Linked DNA regions of Mus musculus: regions 1 and 2 are each linked to region 3. A link is a loop called in an ENCODE intact Hi-C map of the cell type or tissue named here. Cell type or tissue: gastrocnemius. All regions are shown on one strand. Region 1 overlaps Crebbp (CREB binding protein). Region 2 holds the start of Trap1 (TNF receptor-associated protein 1). Region 3 holds the start of Crebbp (CREB binding protein).

Region 1 (5,000 bases), 52 kb before region 3:
CAAGGCAGAGGCGTCTGTCCTGTTTTGTGTGGTGGTGTTTTTGTTTGTTTGGAGGGTACAGATGCATTATTAAACTCTCAAAGGAAGTCCAATAGGATTCTCAAGAGCTCCTCAGAATGGATATTACTTGCCTGTGAGAAAATGAGCTCAAGCTAAAACAACCTCATGCCTCATGTAAGAGCGTTATTGCACAGATAACCACTCATGAAGCCAACCATGCCACAACAAATGAACTCTGACTGTAGTTTCCAGATGACTACTCAGAATAAATACTCAAAGTAGGGTCCAACTCCAGTGAAATGCCACATAGATATGACCAAAGCTACACATCTGATGAGACGGGCCAAGTGACCAGCAGGAGGAAGGGAAAGACAGAAAGACAAGGAGATACAAGGAGATTATGTAGGAGCTCATAAGGACTCAGCAGGGCTATGGAATGTTTCCTGTGACAACAAGTATGATATAATTTCAGTAAGACAAGTTCGTTTTTTAAGAAATGGACTTCAGCTTTCCTCATAATTTTATATACATTTAAAACCACATAGCAGAGTACTTGGAGGAAGTGTGACAGAAAATAAACAGAAAAGCAACTACGGCTTTCAGCAATAAGGTAACTTTGACTTCACAGACAAGCAAAGGGAGGGCTAAAAACTACAGTAACATTAGAACTCAGCTCAAGACTTCACTCTAAGTGTCATATGCTCAATCCAGAGACACTGTCCTACACCATGAAGCCTGTCACCTCCCCAATGCATAGTAACTACATCTTCTAAGTACACCAGACTGAAATGAGTACCACTGCACAGAGACCCTGGCCAACTATAACCAGTGAGATAATGGCAGTATGCCTAATTTTAAGGGCACAACAAATCTTATTAGTACACACCCCCAAATAAGATGTCATTTATAGAGGTGGTAATTCCTCTGAGCGAAGCCAGTGAGCTTTGGGTATTACCTTGGTCTGAATGATGGCTTTGCCACTTACTGTGTGTGTGAGACCTTCCTTGGGCAAAAATCTATCTATACACTGATATACAATGGAGATGAAAACACCTCCTCTAAGGGCTGTGTGAGGATTAAAAAAAAAAAAATCACATTTATGAAGCATTCCAAATCAGAGCTGCCATAAACAAAGTCCATGAATGCTTGCTACCTCTGCCCTCATGACTATTCTAAGGCTTTGGGGGGAGGGGGGTCAAATTACACTAAATATGATTTCTTTCCAAGGGATATCTACAAAAATAATGAAATAAAAACAGTTCTGAGAATGTCTGATGATATGTAGCAGCTTACACTCAAGCTGGCAGATCGAGGACAGCTGGGATCACTGCATCTGATTATGAGCTGTGTTCTGATAACTATGAAATACATTAGGATGAGAGCAAGCACTCAAGGCTCACTAACTATACAGATATTGTGAAGAGACAATTATTTTCAAGCTATCCCAGTAAATCAAATATTTTCAACTTAAAAACTTTGTTTATAGGGAACTGGAGAAGTGGCTCAGGGGTTAAGAGCACTGGCTGCTTGTCCTGAGGACCTGAGTTCAATTCCCAGTACCCACCCACATGGCAGCTTACAACTGTTTACAACTTGAGTTCCAGGGAATCTGATACCCTCACATAGACATACATGCAGGCAAAACACTAATGCACATGAAGTAAAAATAAATTATTAAAAAAAAAAAACTTTGTTCATTCTGAGCTTAAAATGAATTAAGAAGCAACTGGTTATGGCATTCAACACTGTCGGTCCCAGAATCTGGGAAGCTGAGGCAGGAGAAATCTGAGACTAAGCAATATAGAAGACTGTCTCAAGAAAAATAAAATTATCATAAGCAGTATGACCAGGATATACTCGTATAATGCACATGAACTGAAATATGAACCAAACTTCAACAAGAACAAAAACACTCAAAAACGAAAAAAAACCCAGCGTGCTTCCTGCTCCAATGTAGGCCACATACACAACTGCTCACCTGGTGCACTTCAGTCTAACCTGACAGGTGAGTCAAGCAGGAACTTTCAATCTTTCTCTATGTAGTGGACTACACTTAAAACCAAAGATTTATATAAGGTATCTACAAACAATATGATCTAACAAATATAAAACAAAAATGTAAATAATTTAAGTACCAGAAATATTCATTCCTTCTGAAGAAAAAACGAACCATTACTAGCCTAGTCTATGGCTGGATCATTTGCAAAGCCAAAGCTCTCTCTCTTGGCAACCTACCATTGTTGGAAAAAAGCCAAGAAGAGCAAGCTTTTCATGGAAAAGCTTGGCTGTATTCAGTCATCAGCTCTCACCCACTTGTACTTGGAATCCTTCCAGTACCTCTACTTGATGAATGGAAAGTTAAGGGATATATACCAGTAATGACAATACTATACAGTGTTGTTGGCAACATTTACCAACCAGATCATACCTGGAAAGCAAAAACCTAGGTGGGCTGACCATTGTGAGAGCTCTGAGGAAGACACAGCCCTAGATCTGAGCACTTCCTGTCATCAGTAAACCTTCCTTGCAAAATTGTTTCAAGCCCCTCTCATGCTTCCTCTTGAATAAGACTTCTTTTAAGGCACTGGGAGAGAAGCCAGTACTCTAATATTAGTGCTATGCCTCAGCAGGCCAAGACCTTTGGAGACACCATCTCTACATGGTGCAATTGATATTAATTCACAAGCAAAGCCCTGGGCTGGGGGCAGTAGGAGATTTGTTTCTAATTCTGCTCTGAACTAGCCATATGGCAGGAATGAACCTCTTGCCTCCAACCTTAATTTTTTCATGTATAAAACAGGAACACGCTGGGCAGTGGTGGTGCACACCTTTAATCCCAGCACTGGGAGGCAGAGTCAGGCAGATTTCTGAGTTCAAGGCCAGTCTCATCTACAGACTGAGTTCTAGGACAGCTAGGGCTATACAGAGAAACCCAGTCTCAAAACAAAACAAAACAAAACACTCAAACAAACAAACAAACAAACAACCCAGGAACACTCAGATGATCATAATGGAACCTTCACGGTTTTTTCTAAGTCGTGTCCTTTTTTAGTCTCAATCAGTACTTAATTTATATGACAAGTTTTACTGATAGGAGATGTAGGTATTTACAGTGGGGAACCATTTGGAATTTCAATATGGGGGGCCTGAAAGGGCCTTATATCAGTGATACTCTCCATGTGGCCAAAGGCCATTTCAAAAGATCATATAGGGTACATCCTACTATCTGCACAGCACAGGAATCAAGCATCCAAGCTTCATGCTCTCTGTACTCTTGTCCAGAGTTAACTTACAAAAAGTAAGATGGATAAGACTATCTAAAAGGGACAACAGAATGTAAGTGGATTGCTGTCTTAGTCAGGGTTTCTATTCCTGCACAAACATCATGACCAAGATGCAAGTTGGGGAGGAAAGGGTTTATTCAGCTTACACTTCCATACTGCTGTTGATCACCAAAGGAGGTCAGAACCGGAACTCAAGCAGGTCAGGATACAGGAGCTGATACAGAGGCCATGGAGGGATGTTTCTTTAGTGGCTTGCTTTCTCTGGCTTGCTCAGCCTGCTCTCTTACAGAACCCAAGACTATCAACCCAGAGATGGTCCCAACCACAAGGGGACCTTCCCCTGTTGATCACTAATTGAGAAAATGCCTTACAGCAAGATCTCATTTTCTCAACTGCAGCTCCTTTCTCTGTGATAACTCCAGCTTGTGTCTAGTTGACACAAAACCAGCCAGTAAAACTGAGCCCTTGTCAATTTGACACACAAACACATCACTATTAAGCCTTAACCCTTACTTTCTTATTCATACCCAAGATCTAAATAACTTTAAAAGTCCCACAGCTTTTGCAAATTCTTACCTAGTAAATTTCAATCCCTTTAAAACTCCCAATCTCTTTTAAAATTCAAAGTCTTTTTACAATTAAAAGTCTCTTAACTGTAGGCTCCACTAAAATACTTTCTTCCTTTAAGAGGGAAAAATATCAGGGCACAGTCACAATCAAAATCAAACTCCAACCATCCAATGTCAGATCCATTCATGATCTTCTGGGCTCCTCCACTTCTCCAGCCCTGCCCTTTGTAACACACATCTTGTCTTCTAGGCTCCAGCTGTCCATACTTCACTGCTGCTGTTGTTCTTGGTGGTCATCTCATGGTACTGGCATCTCCAAAACACTGCTGTGCTTCCATTGCAACTAGACCTCACCAATAGCCTCTCATAGGCTCTCTTCATGGTTCCAAGCCTCAACTCCTTTGGCATGACCCCTTCACTCCTGGGCCATCAATTGTACCTGAGACTGCGCCTTCACCAATGGTCTTCTGTGGACTTTCACAGTGCCGAGCCTCAGCTGCTCTTCATGATACTTTCATGCCTTCAAAACCAGAACTACCTGGGTGACTCTTACACATTACCAAGTACAGCCAAAGCACAAGATACAACCTTGGCTATCTCTGGAACACAGCCTCTGTGCTCTCAGAAAACACTCCCCAGAAGATGTCACCTCAATGATGCTGGTTTCTTCTTAATCACCGCTAATTTCTTAGATCCAGCTAACCAGTAACACAAAGTCCCAGTAACACAAAGGTTCGCTTTAGTGGTTCTGGCATCTTGTTAATGACAGCTGATTCTTCAGCCCCAGCTACCCAAAACCACAGAATCTTAACAATCAAACTAGCAATGGCCCTGAAAAAAGTCTTTAATATTCCCTCTGAAATTTCACAAGCCAGGCCTCCATCGTCCGCACTGTTCTCAACATTATCTTCCAAGCTCCTACCCAACATCCCACAGAGCTCTTAACACCGAATGGATCTTCTAGTCCAAGTTCCAAAGTCCTTCCACAGTCTTCCCTAAAACATGGCCAGGTTGTCATAGGAATACCCCACTATGCTATGCAGCTCAGAGACCAAACTCAGGTTATCCGGTTTGAATGGCAAGAACCTTCTGAGCTATCTCAACAGTCCCAGTTTTTCTCTTTTAAAACTTCTGTATTCTTTAAAAT
Region 2 (5,000 bases), 130 kb before region 3:
ATATGCTGGCTGTTTTTCTGCAATTCTTGTTGGGTTTCAGTCCCTGGCACAAGAGACTGAGGTACATATTTTACACACTAAAGCAGACCTGGCCTCTAGATTCTCTCAGTATCTCACTCCCTACCTGGCATACCCTGCCCCTAATCCTAAACTTTCCAGCCCAGGGGCTGGGCTGCCCTTCCTCTAGACGTTCCTTCTTATATAATCTAGACATTTTGATGTGTGTCTCGCTCTGTCTCTTTCTCTGCCCCCTACACACACACACACCCCTTCCCAAGGCAACTTTCCTGGCCTTGGTCCTTGGGGTCAGTGAACTCGAGAGAGCAGCTTCCCAATAGACCTGCCTTTACTATAATCTAATCTGGTTTATCTCACTGGCTGTGGAGATATAACCTATCAATTACAAATGTCAGACCATCTCCAATTTACAGAAGACACAGGTGAGAGCTAGTTACATGGAGTGCCACTTCCTGTCTGGCCTTCTAGTTGTATCCTACCTTGACAAGTTTATTATAGATGGCAAGCATGAACTTAGGAGCATCAGCAAAGACAGAAATCAGGGAAGCTCTGGAGAAACAATGAGTCAAACAACCAATTGACCAATCAACCAACAGCACGGGGTTCTTGATAGCTGATACTTCCCAGAAGGAACACAAGGAAGCAGGCTGAAATCTTTAATGAAGTGGCAATCTCTCCAATAGGAAATGGATACTATGTATGTATTTTCTCCACCTAAGACCCAGGGAGAATTAGTGCCACCACAGCAGCAGGCAAAGTCGGTGAAAAGGAGCACCAATGTTGCAAATAAAAAACTTGAGCTAGACTCCAGAGTCAACTTTGGGAACAGACTGAGCAAACCAGCCAAGGTTGAGAAGGTGTTTGCAGAACATGATGCAAAGATACACAAGAAATCAGAGAAGATACGGATCCACTGTTAAGTAAAACCAGCTTCTCTGTAGATAGAAATCACAAGAGATGTCTTCTACACAGAGCTCTTTTTTTTTTTAGTATTCTCCGTGGCACTGGGGACCAATTCAGGGCCTATGCAAGCCAAGCACAAACTGCCTTTGGGGGCTCTTTTTTTGTTGTTTTGGTTTGAGACATACTCAAATGTTGGAAAAGATACTATGGGTAAATCAGTTTTGCTACTAGAGGACACATATACAGACAAAAGTATTTTGAGCACCAGGCACTGTGGCACACTTTAATCCTACCACTCTGGGGAGCAGAGGCAGATGAATCTCTGTGAGTTTGTGACCACCCTGGCCAGGCGGAACATATATGGTGAAACCCTGTCACCCTCCCCACACCCAATAAAAAACTGAGGTGAAGTTTGGCAGATTAGCTAATACAGAAATAAAAGGGCAAATTCTGAAACCGAAAACATGTTCCTAAAGATTTAAGCAATCGCTCACTCAAATCTGTTAAACACTGTAACGATATTTGTGGCCAAGAGAACATTTAGTGGAGGATGAGAGCGACAAAACTTCGGAAAGCCATTGGGAAGCTATGTTTATGCGAAACATAAATGTAATGAATGCCAGAAGCTTTAATATTCTTTCGCAGTTAATTCTTGACTTGAGCCCTTTTATGTAAAAATAGCTGTAAATACGTATAATTTAAGTGTATGTAACGCTAACATCTTCACTGTTACATGAGTGCGGGGTGGGAAAGTATAGATTAAGGTTATTCTCTCTCCTTTCCTTTCTCTTTCAATTCCAGGGATCAAACACGCGGAGTTCACTGGCTCCCTGAAGTCCTGGGTAACCGTTGGTTTTGCTCACCGTAGTTACCCCAGGGCTTGACTTCTGCGAGAGCTGAGCTTGTGAACAGCCGCGTGCAACGAACTTGTCAACCCAAGCGCGGGAGCGTCTGCAATCAGGACTACCAGGGACTGACGAGAGCAGGCTGTGGCTGCCCGTGACTCGGCTCCCCAAAAGCGACCACAAGGTCCTACTCCCCGCCCCACTTAGCAGCTCCGGCGCAGTGCGGCCTCCCGCCGGTCTAAGAGTGTGCACACAGCCTCAGACGCCGCCTCTGCGCTCTCGTGCCGCGCTCACCTCGCCGAACTCCAGCCAGCGCGGGGGCCCGCAGTACAGTCTGCAGCCCGCGGCCCCACAGCAACACAGCTCGCAGCTCGCACGCCATGCTTCCTTTCCCAAGTGTGGCTAACAGCCTAACAGAGTGATGAGGGGGCCTTCCGCGGGGGCGGCTCAGTGACGTCATGGCGCGCGACGGGCTGTCCAAGGCGTTGCCTGTGCGAGAACGGGAACGCAGCAAACCGCAGCGCGGGGGCCCTGAAGACTGTACTTTTTGACCTTGGATCTCAGTGACAAGGTCGCTGATCCCTTGCATTGTGCGTGTGAGGGTTATAGTGTCCCCGGCCCGCGGTGCTGGCGGTCCCTAGGCGGGAGCATCCCATTCTCGAGATGGCACTACCCAGCTGGAGTGTGGATCCACTGAAAAACTCTTACAGCAATGCCAAAACCTACACTTTGACAAATTTTAGGTTTGACTGTTATTCGCCAAAACGTGAGCTCAGTAACCAACACCTTTGGACTTACCCGTTTATTGTGACTTTCTCCCTACTGGAAGCTTGTTTGGGGATCCAGGCCACAAACCTTGTCTCTAAAGTTTTTTTTTTTTTTTTTTTTTTTGTTTTTTTGTTTTTTTGTTTTTGTTTTTCGAGACAGGGTTTCTCTGTATAGCCCTGGCTGTCCTGGAACTCACTTTGTAGACCAGGCTGGCCTCGAACTCAGAAATCCACCTGCCTCTGCCTCCCAAGTGCTGGGATTAAAGGCTTGCACCACCACGCCCGGCCCTCTAAAGTTTAATCCAAACTCCAGCCGCCTCCAGAGCAGGTCGCTTGTCCCGGTCCTAACCTCAGAGTAAGGCCCAGCGAGGACCTTTCTGACAGGTTCTCGCTTGATTCTGACACACACCAGATACATTTTCCTATGATCAGATTTTACTAAAACATTAGAGCGATTATCTAGCTTGTTAGCAGACACTAGTAGCAAGAGCAGTTAATTCCTGGATCCAGAATAGACTTGAAGTTTTGGTATAGGGAATGTTTAGTTACTGTTCTAGGTTGACAAGGATTGCTCCCACATTGACTTTATAGATGGAAAATAGATAAGAATGGGCAGATATGAGGCCAAACTTTAATACAGGCTCTGTATTTAAAGTGCCTGTTGCCCTGATAACCCCAAGAAATTGACAGAGCACTGTGTGCCTGTGATCTCAGTGCTGGGGAGACAGAAACAAGAGAATCCTTGGGTTTTGCTAGCCAACCAATCTGATTCTGATGTCCCATGTTCAGTAAAAGGCCATGTTTCAATATAAGGTGGAGAGAGCACCTGAACACCTCACAATTCCTACCCCTAACCCCCAGCCAGTTCTGCTCCTGCTGGGCCCACATCCTCCACAACCAGCCCCACCCCTGCTCCCTAGTGTCTTTTTCCATGGTCACCCTTAGATCCTCACAGTTCTAGCTTCTGCCCCCAGGTTCTGTATTACCTCCTCTAATCTGCCTGAGTCCCAGTCATCACACAGAATAGCTTCTCTTGATACTAATCCTCGAGGTTTCATTCTTTTAATTCTCCATTCTGGAATCATCTCTTCAGTCAGAAATGACATACTCAGCCGGGCGTGGTGGTGCAACACCTTTAATCCCAGCACTCGGGAGGCAGAGGCAGGCAGATTTCTGAGTTCGAGGCCAGCCTGGTCTACAAAGTGAGTTCCAGGACAGCCAAGGCTATACAGAGAAACCCTGTCTCGGAAAAAACAAACAAACAAACAAACAAACAAACAAACCAGAAATGACATACTCATCTGTAGAACTCTTCTGTAGATATGGCTTGAGAATATTAAGAAAGGAGAAGTGACATTTAGTAAAGGAAGGGGAATCTGGGCTTTAGTTAAGAATGGGGATGTAGGTTCTGCCCAGTATAAACTTCTTACATTCCAGGGAAACCAACTCTATCTAGGCCCACCTGTGGCCCACCAGGAAACCAGTTTGGAACCCATGCATTACCAAGGGAAATGACATCCCACAAAATTCCAAGGGCCATTTACACTCTAGCACAAACTGTAGTGGTTGCCTAACAGTGGTCCACTTCAGATACCTCTTAACATCTGACCCTTGATCTGCCTGGTTCCACTTCTCAGATTGAAACTTGTAATACTTCCTTCAATGTTCACTCCAGGAGTGAGTGTGGAAAGTTAAAAGTTATCTTGTTAGTGGCCCACACTTGTGCCAAGGACTGAGAAGTTCTGGGCAATGTTTGAGATAATAAAGGAATCTTGGCAGCAAGAGGGAAAAATACCCACAAGAGATGACAGGAACTGTCAGTCACGCCTCCCCCCTCCCCCCTGTCCCCACTGGTTGCATTCAGTGGACTTTCACAGATCTGTGTGCCCAGATTCTCACTGTAACTTGGAACGTTCCATATCCTTCAAGGAGCCTCTCTCCCTAATTCCATAGATAAACCTACACATACTGAAAATGTAAGTTTCCTTGTGGCAAGAGCCACAGAATACAAGATGAAATACCTAAAGGCCATTTCAGTTTCCAAGCCTCTAGTAATGTATAATTTTTTGAATTTTGTAGAGTGGACAAAGTGTAGTCTGCTTGGCTCAATTCTGTGGATAGCTAGGCTTACTTGACTCCCTCTGAATTTTTGTTTAGTGAAAAGTGAATTGTCAAAGATTTCATAAATCTTTTATCCCAGTAGGTTTTTTTTTTCTTTAAAAGATTTCATGTATGTCAGTACACTGTAGCTGTCTTCAGACACACCAGAAGAGGGTATTGGATCCCCATTACAGATGGTTGTGAGCCACCATGTGGATGCTGGGAATTGAACTCAGGACCTTTGGAAGAGCAGTCAGTGCTCTTAACCACTGAGCCATCTCTCCAGCTCCATAATCTATAAACACTGAACATGATGAAAGCAATGTTTTAGACAATATAGACCAGCTGCAGTCCACATTCACTCACC
Region 3 (5,000 bases):
CTTATGTGTCCATTGACACTCCCCTTGGTGAACTTCAGTACTCCGTAGGCTGGTAGGCTTCCCTCTCACTCTCTTCTCCACCCACTGCTATCCCTAGAAACACAGCTAAAATGCACTTGATGGATTCACAACTCAGTCCCCAAAGATGTGGCTTGTATCACTAGTTCAAGTAGCAACTGTTTCTCACTGTCTAGGGCTCTCTGTTCACTCTCCTTGCATCCCCTCCCTCAAATTTCATCTTGTGCTCAGAACACACACCTCACCTACCCCAGCCCAATGTTCTCTTGGAGGCCTGAGATAAGACCCCTCAAGAAAACAAAGTTCAGGCTGGGCAGTGGTGCACACGACTTTAATCCAGTACCTAGGAGGCAGAGGCAGGGGGATTTCTGAGTTTGAGGCCAGCCTGGTCTACAGAGTGAGTTCCAGGACAGCCAGGGACAAAGAAACCTTGTGTGTGTGTGTGTGGGGGGGGGGGGGGGGGGGAACCAAAAAAAAGAAAACAAAGTTCAATTTTTCCTTCTGTCTCTATCCCAGCCTTCACTGCTTTAAATATACTTAACATAAATACTTCAGCCATTTATTTGTTTAATTTTTAAGATCTGTCTATCTTGTTACTGGATCGTAGACTAATAGTTACTCTTAACAAGGTTTCATCTTGTTTAATGTATTCAAAAATGGCTCCTTCTTCTGAGTGGACCCTTACACCCTTTCAATATGAATGCCGTCTTATTCTTTGATCATCTAAATCAGAATCATTAGAAACTACTACCCCTTGTTTCACATATCTGTAAATGTGAAAGTACTCTTCTGCGTCTCCTGGGCAAAAAGTGGAAAGAGAAAGGGACAAAGTGCTCACGTGCAGAAGATTCTTTTGGATAAGTCTGCTCTGGTCAGCAACACAGTAAGTAAATATCTGACAATCCAGAGAAGCTACACACACACACAAAAAAAAAAAAAAAAAAAGGAAAAAGGAGGAGGAGGAAGAGGAAGAGGAAAGAAGAGGAGGAGGAAGAAGAGGAGGAGGAGGGAGAAAAGGAGGAAGAAGAAGAAGAAAAGGAGGAGGAGGGAGGGGAAAAGCCATCTTCTTTTGGGTTCCATCTTGTAAACCTCTGGATATATAAGATACTACAGGTCTTTTTGTGGTCTTATTAATTTGCCCCACTTCTAAGAAAAATCTTCAAGTTCACTCAGTAACAGCAAAGCTGAAGTCTTCCAGTTAGCAGTGTCAGAGGATAAACTTGAGGACAACACCTGCCTGGTATGATCTACATCTCACATGATTACAGTCTTCTGGCTCGAGCACAGCAACATTACTAAAGCAAGGGAGCTAGCTCTACTTTGCACAAGTGTGCTTAAACCACTGTTTCAACATTTTTCATCAATAAGATTTTTATGAAAATAAACATCAAACAACTTGTCATTTAAAAAGAAAAGTGACTTTTCCCTACCTACCTGTGAATTATTTATTTACTCCTTTCTACCACTCAACAAATTTTAAGTCAACAAAAATCTCCTGAAAAATGATGGAGGGAGAATACTCCCCTCTCATTTCTACATTAACATTCTCCTTTCATGACTGGATTTCAGGAGCACTTCAAACTGAAGCCGTGAAATCTAAGTTTTGTTTCAAAAGCAGAAATATTTTTAAATACACTTGTATAAAGTCACAGAGTTCCACAACTTGAACATCTGTATCTAGCGCCAATCTGCAGGCAGCAATGTAATTTGATTTGGACCCATTCATCAGAAACTGATTTTCAGATGCCGCTACAAGTACGTACTGGAAAAGTGCTAGCTGCGCTGAGCCGGCATTGTTCACAGCAGCATACGAGTTTATATTTCGAAGGAGAGCTTAAAAGGGGAAATACGAATAATTGGCAAGGTTATCAGAGCTGTCCAGAAGTACTCTGAATTACTGAATGAACAGGGAAGTCTTGGGTACCCGATCCGATCACCTAAGAAAGTTTGCACGGAAGCTATTTTGTGAGTTGGGGAAAAGATTTAAGATTATCTTGCTTTTCTCTTTCCCTGAAAGATTCAAAGTCCTTAATTTTTTAATTTTTCATCTCCAGTGTAAAACCATTCCAACCTCAAAGGCAGACTGGAGCCCAAATGGACTTTTAAAAGCCTGCTAGCTTCTTTTTAAGGTTACGTATGTAAATGAAAGACACCACAGCAACTTTGATGACAACTCGCACATGAGGTTTGGGGTTTTGGAGAAAAAAAAATACTAGGTGATCAAAAAAAAAAAAAAATCAAGACTTTCTAAATAACCACTAAGCGTTTTCCCAAGCAACACATTCCAAGAAACTTCTCCGTCGCAACTCGTCGCAACTAAGAAGGCAGCAGCTGTGTCCGCGACTGCACCGCCTAGAGTGGGGGGTCCGATCCTGAAAGCCCTCATTGCCTCTGGTCGCATTCTCTTACTCCAAACCTCCAAGGTCCCCTCCGCTGTCATCCCGGCCGGCCACGCGTGCGGACACTAGACCGCGCCCCCGCTTCACTTTTCCTCCCGACCAGGGAAGCGCATCCCAAGGCCCGGGACAGAGTCTCTGGCCACTGCGACCCTCAACCCCCTCCCTGCCCCGAACTCTGACAGCGAGCCTAGACCCAGCCTCACCTGTGTTGTCATTCGCGGAGAAGCCGGGCGAGCTGAGTTTGGCTCGTTTGGGGTTGGGCGGTCCGTCCAGCAAGTTCTCGGCCATCTTCACCTGCTCGCGGAAACAGCCCTGAGCGCGGGCGGCGCGACGCGGCCCGGACGGGGGTCGGGCCGGCGGCTGCGAGCAGGCGAGCCAGCGAGGAGCGAGCGCAGGAGCGCGGGCCGGGCCGCGGAGGGCGCAGGCCGGGTGGGGGAGGCGGCGGCCAAATCTCAGCCTCAGCAACAGCGCCCCGCAGCGCTCACCGCCCGCCCCCGGCCGCCGCCGCCGCCGGCCGCGGCCCCCTCATCCCCTGCCCGCCTCCCGAGCGCGACACTCCGCGGCCCGGGCACCCAAGCGGCCCGGCCGCCTCCGCGGGCCCGGCTGGCAGCGACGGCGCCCGGCCCCGCGGCTCAGGCGGCGCCCGGGAACATGGTGGTACCGCCGCCGCCTCGCCGCCACCCCCCCCCCCCGCGCGCCCCACTTAATGAATTCGCCCGCGGCCGGACGACCGGGGGGCTTTGGGCTCCGCCGCCCGCCCGCGGCCCGCCGCCGCCGTGAGGAAAAACAATGCGCCGAGCGGGGCCGCCGCCGCGCCGCGGCCCCCCCACCCCGTGCCGCCGCCGCCGCCGCCGCCGCCGCCGGGCTCCGGGAGGCCGAGACGAGAGGCGAGCGGGGCCGCCGGGGCGGGCGCCGAGGGCCGGGCGGAGCGGGCCGGCCAGGCGGAGCGGGGTGCGCGGGCGGTTGTGGGGCCCGGGACCGGCGGGGCCGAGTAGATCGCGCTCGAAGCCCCGGTCGGATCCGCGACAAGATGGCGGCTGTTGATTCCTCAATTAAAAAAAAAAAGAAAGTTTTTTTTCTTCTCTTTCCAGAGCCTGAACGGGGAGGGGGAGGGGGCGGGGCACGCTTGTACGTCACCCCCCCCGCGGCGTCACCACGCACGGCCCCCGCCCCGCCCCTCCACCTGCGCCGGCCGCGGCGGAAAGAGCCGAGCGCGCTCGGGTGGAAGGGTCGAAGGCACGGCGGCGATGCGTGAGGCGACGGGCTGCGGTGCTAGGCCCGGCCTGCGGGACGCCAAGTGCGCAGAGCAGACGGCCACTTTTGTTCTGACGCTGTCAGTAACGCGGCACGCGCGGGGAGGGCGCCCTGGGCTCGAGCCTAGACCCCCCCCCCCGCCAGGCTCGGAGTCAGCGCTGATCCGGGCCCAGCCCGTCCGGTCCCGCCCCGCCCCGGCAGCTCTGGCTCTTCGCAGCTCCTTGCTTGCGAGCCTCCAGGGTGACATCGGACTAAGAAGACGCCACCGCAACCTGCGCCTCTTCCCCGCGCCCTATGCTAGTAATGGCGAAGTGGCGCCTGCAGGTTACAGAGGGTCCTCGGGTCTGTGTGCAGATGGGGAAACTGAGGCAGGAAGGGGCAAAGCAACTTTCTCTAAGATCACTGAGGGAGAAAATGACAGGCCGAGAGTCCACCCCTTCCTTGTGCTTCCCAAGTTTGCAAGGGCACCGCAAGGCTCTTGAGCGCCCACTCCCAAGCCCAAAAACGATAGGGCCAGGTCCAATGTCCAACGCTGTCACCTGAAGGGAGAGGCTGTCAGCTCTACCTCCTGGATCTGAGATGGGCCCAGGTACCAAGACCAAGGGCTTCGATCTCCTAAGGGTACTCCTTACTTCGGACAACCACCCTGGCTTTGGCAGGTACCCAGAAAAATGTAGGATCACAGGGAGACCCTCTCACTTGGGTGTGCCACACACCTCCTCAAAAACTAAAGTTTTCCCATCTCTGTTAACACTCTCTCAAAACCTGCCAGCTTGACTCGGAAGTCCTTATCTTCCAGGTATCAGCAGCACCCCTATTTCCTAAGCGAGAAACCTGTGAGTCAGACCCCTCCTTCCCTCCCCATCCACCCACGATGCAGCTAGTCTCCCCCACATTCTTTACCTGAAGAATGAGCTCCTCCACCTTACACCGCAGCCACCTGCTGTGTTGTCCATCATGGTGCCTGCTGTCCTTTGACTGAGGCAACTTCTTACATAAACTTTTCTTGTGTTTCATGTTGTTCAGCACACAGCCACAAAACTACCTTTTGGGGGGGGGATCTCCCTTGGTGATCTTAGAGAAAGTTGCTTTGCCCCTTCCCGCCTCAGTTTCCCCATCTGCACACAGACCGGAGGACCTTGTGTAAACTGCAGGCACCACTTTGACATCACTAGTATAGCATGAAGGGACTAGGCGCAGGCCTACCTGCAACAAATGGCTCCTATACAAAGAACAAGAAAAACACTAAGAACATATATAAAATAGACAGACACATGCATATAACAGTGGTTGGGCCAGGATTGAGTGATGCACATTTATCTTAACTGT

What was found. Hi-C counts contacts between places; a loop is a spot of excess contacts. Peaks named below come from ENCODE experiments on the same cell type or tissue, not always from the same donor. Only the 100,000 strongest peaks of a DNase experiment are listed, where the experiment ranks them.
Region 1: a loop joins it to region 3, with 2.4 times the contacts of the local background. A loop is called at or near these places in 5 of 42 quality-filtered maps.
Region 2: a loop joins it to region 3, with 10 times the contacts of the local background. A loop is called at or near these places in 17 of 42 quality-filtered maps.

The regions. Positions count from the first base shown.
Region 1 is chr16:4,158,448-4,163,447 of GRCm38, forward strand. The region is part of intron 2 of Crebbp (CREB binding protein); the gene reads right to left. Among named protein-coding and RNA genes, the nearest start is that of Crebbp, 52 kb to the right of the region's middle. In gastrocnemius, no CTCF peak of the experiment used is centred here; a DNase peak (open chromatin) is centred at 2,244; H3K27ac peaks cover 1,836 bases.
Region 2 is chr16:4,075,633-4,080,632 of GRCm38, forward strand. It overlaps Trap1 (TNF receptor-associated protein 1), which reads right to left and starts at 2,178. Exons shown (of 18, transcript NM_026508.2): 1 at 2,061-2,178. The coding sequence starts at 2,148. In gastrocnemius, no CTCF peak of the experiment used is centred here; DNase peaks (open chromatin) are centred at 2,214 and 2,848; H3K4me3 peaks cover 2,211 bases; H3K27ac peaks cover 1,810 bases.
Region 3 is chr16:4,210,519-4,215,518 of GRCm38, forward strand. Crebbp (CREB binding protein) reads right to left here and starts at 2,886. Exons shown (of 31, transcript NM_001025432.1): 1 at 2,621-2,886. The coding sequence starts at 2,705. In gastrocnemius, a CTCF peak has its summit at 2,883; DNase peaks (open chromatin) are centred at 2,837, 3,625, 4,267 and 4,628; H3K4me3 peaks cover 3,979 bases; H3K27ac peaks cover 2,390 bases.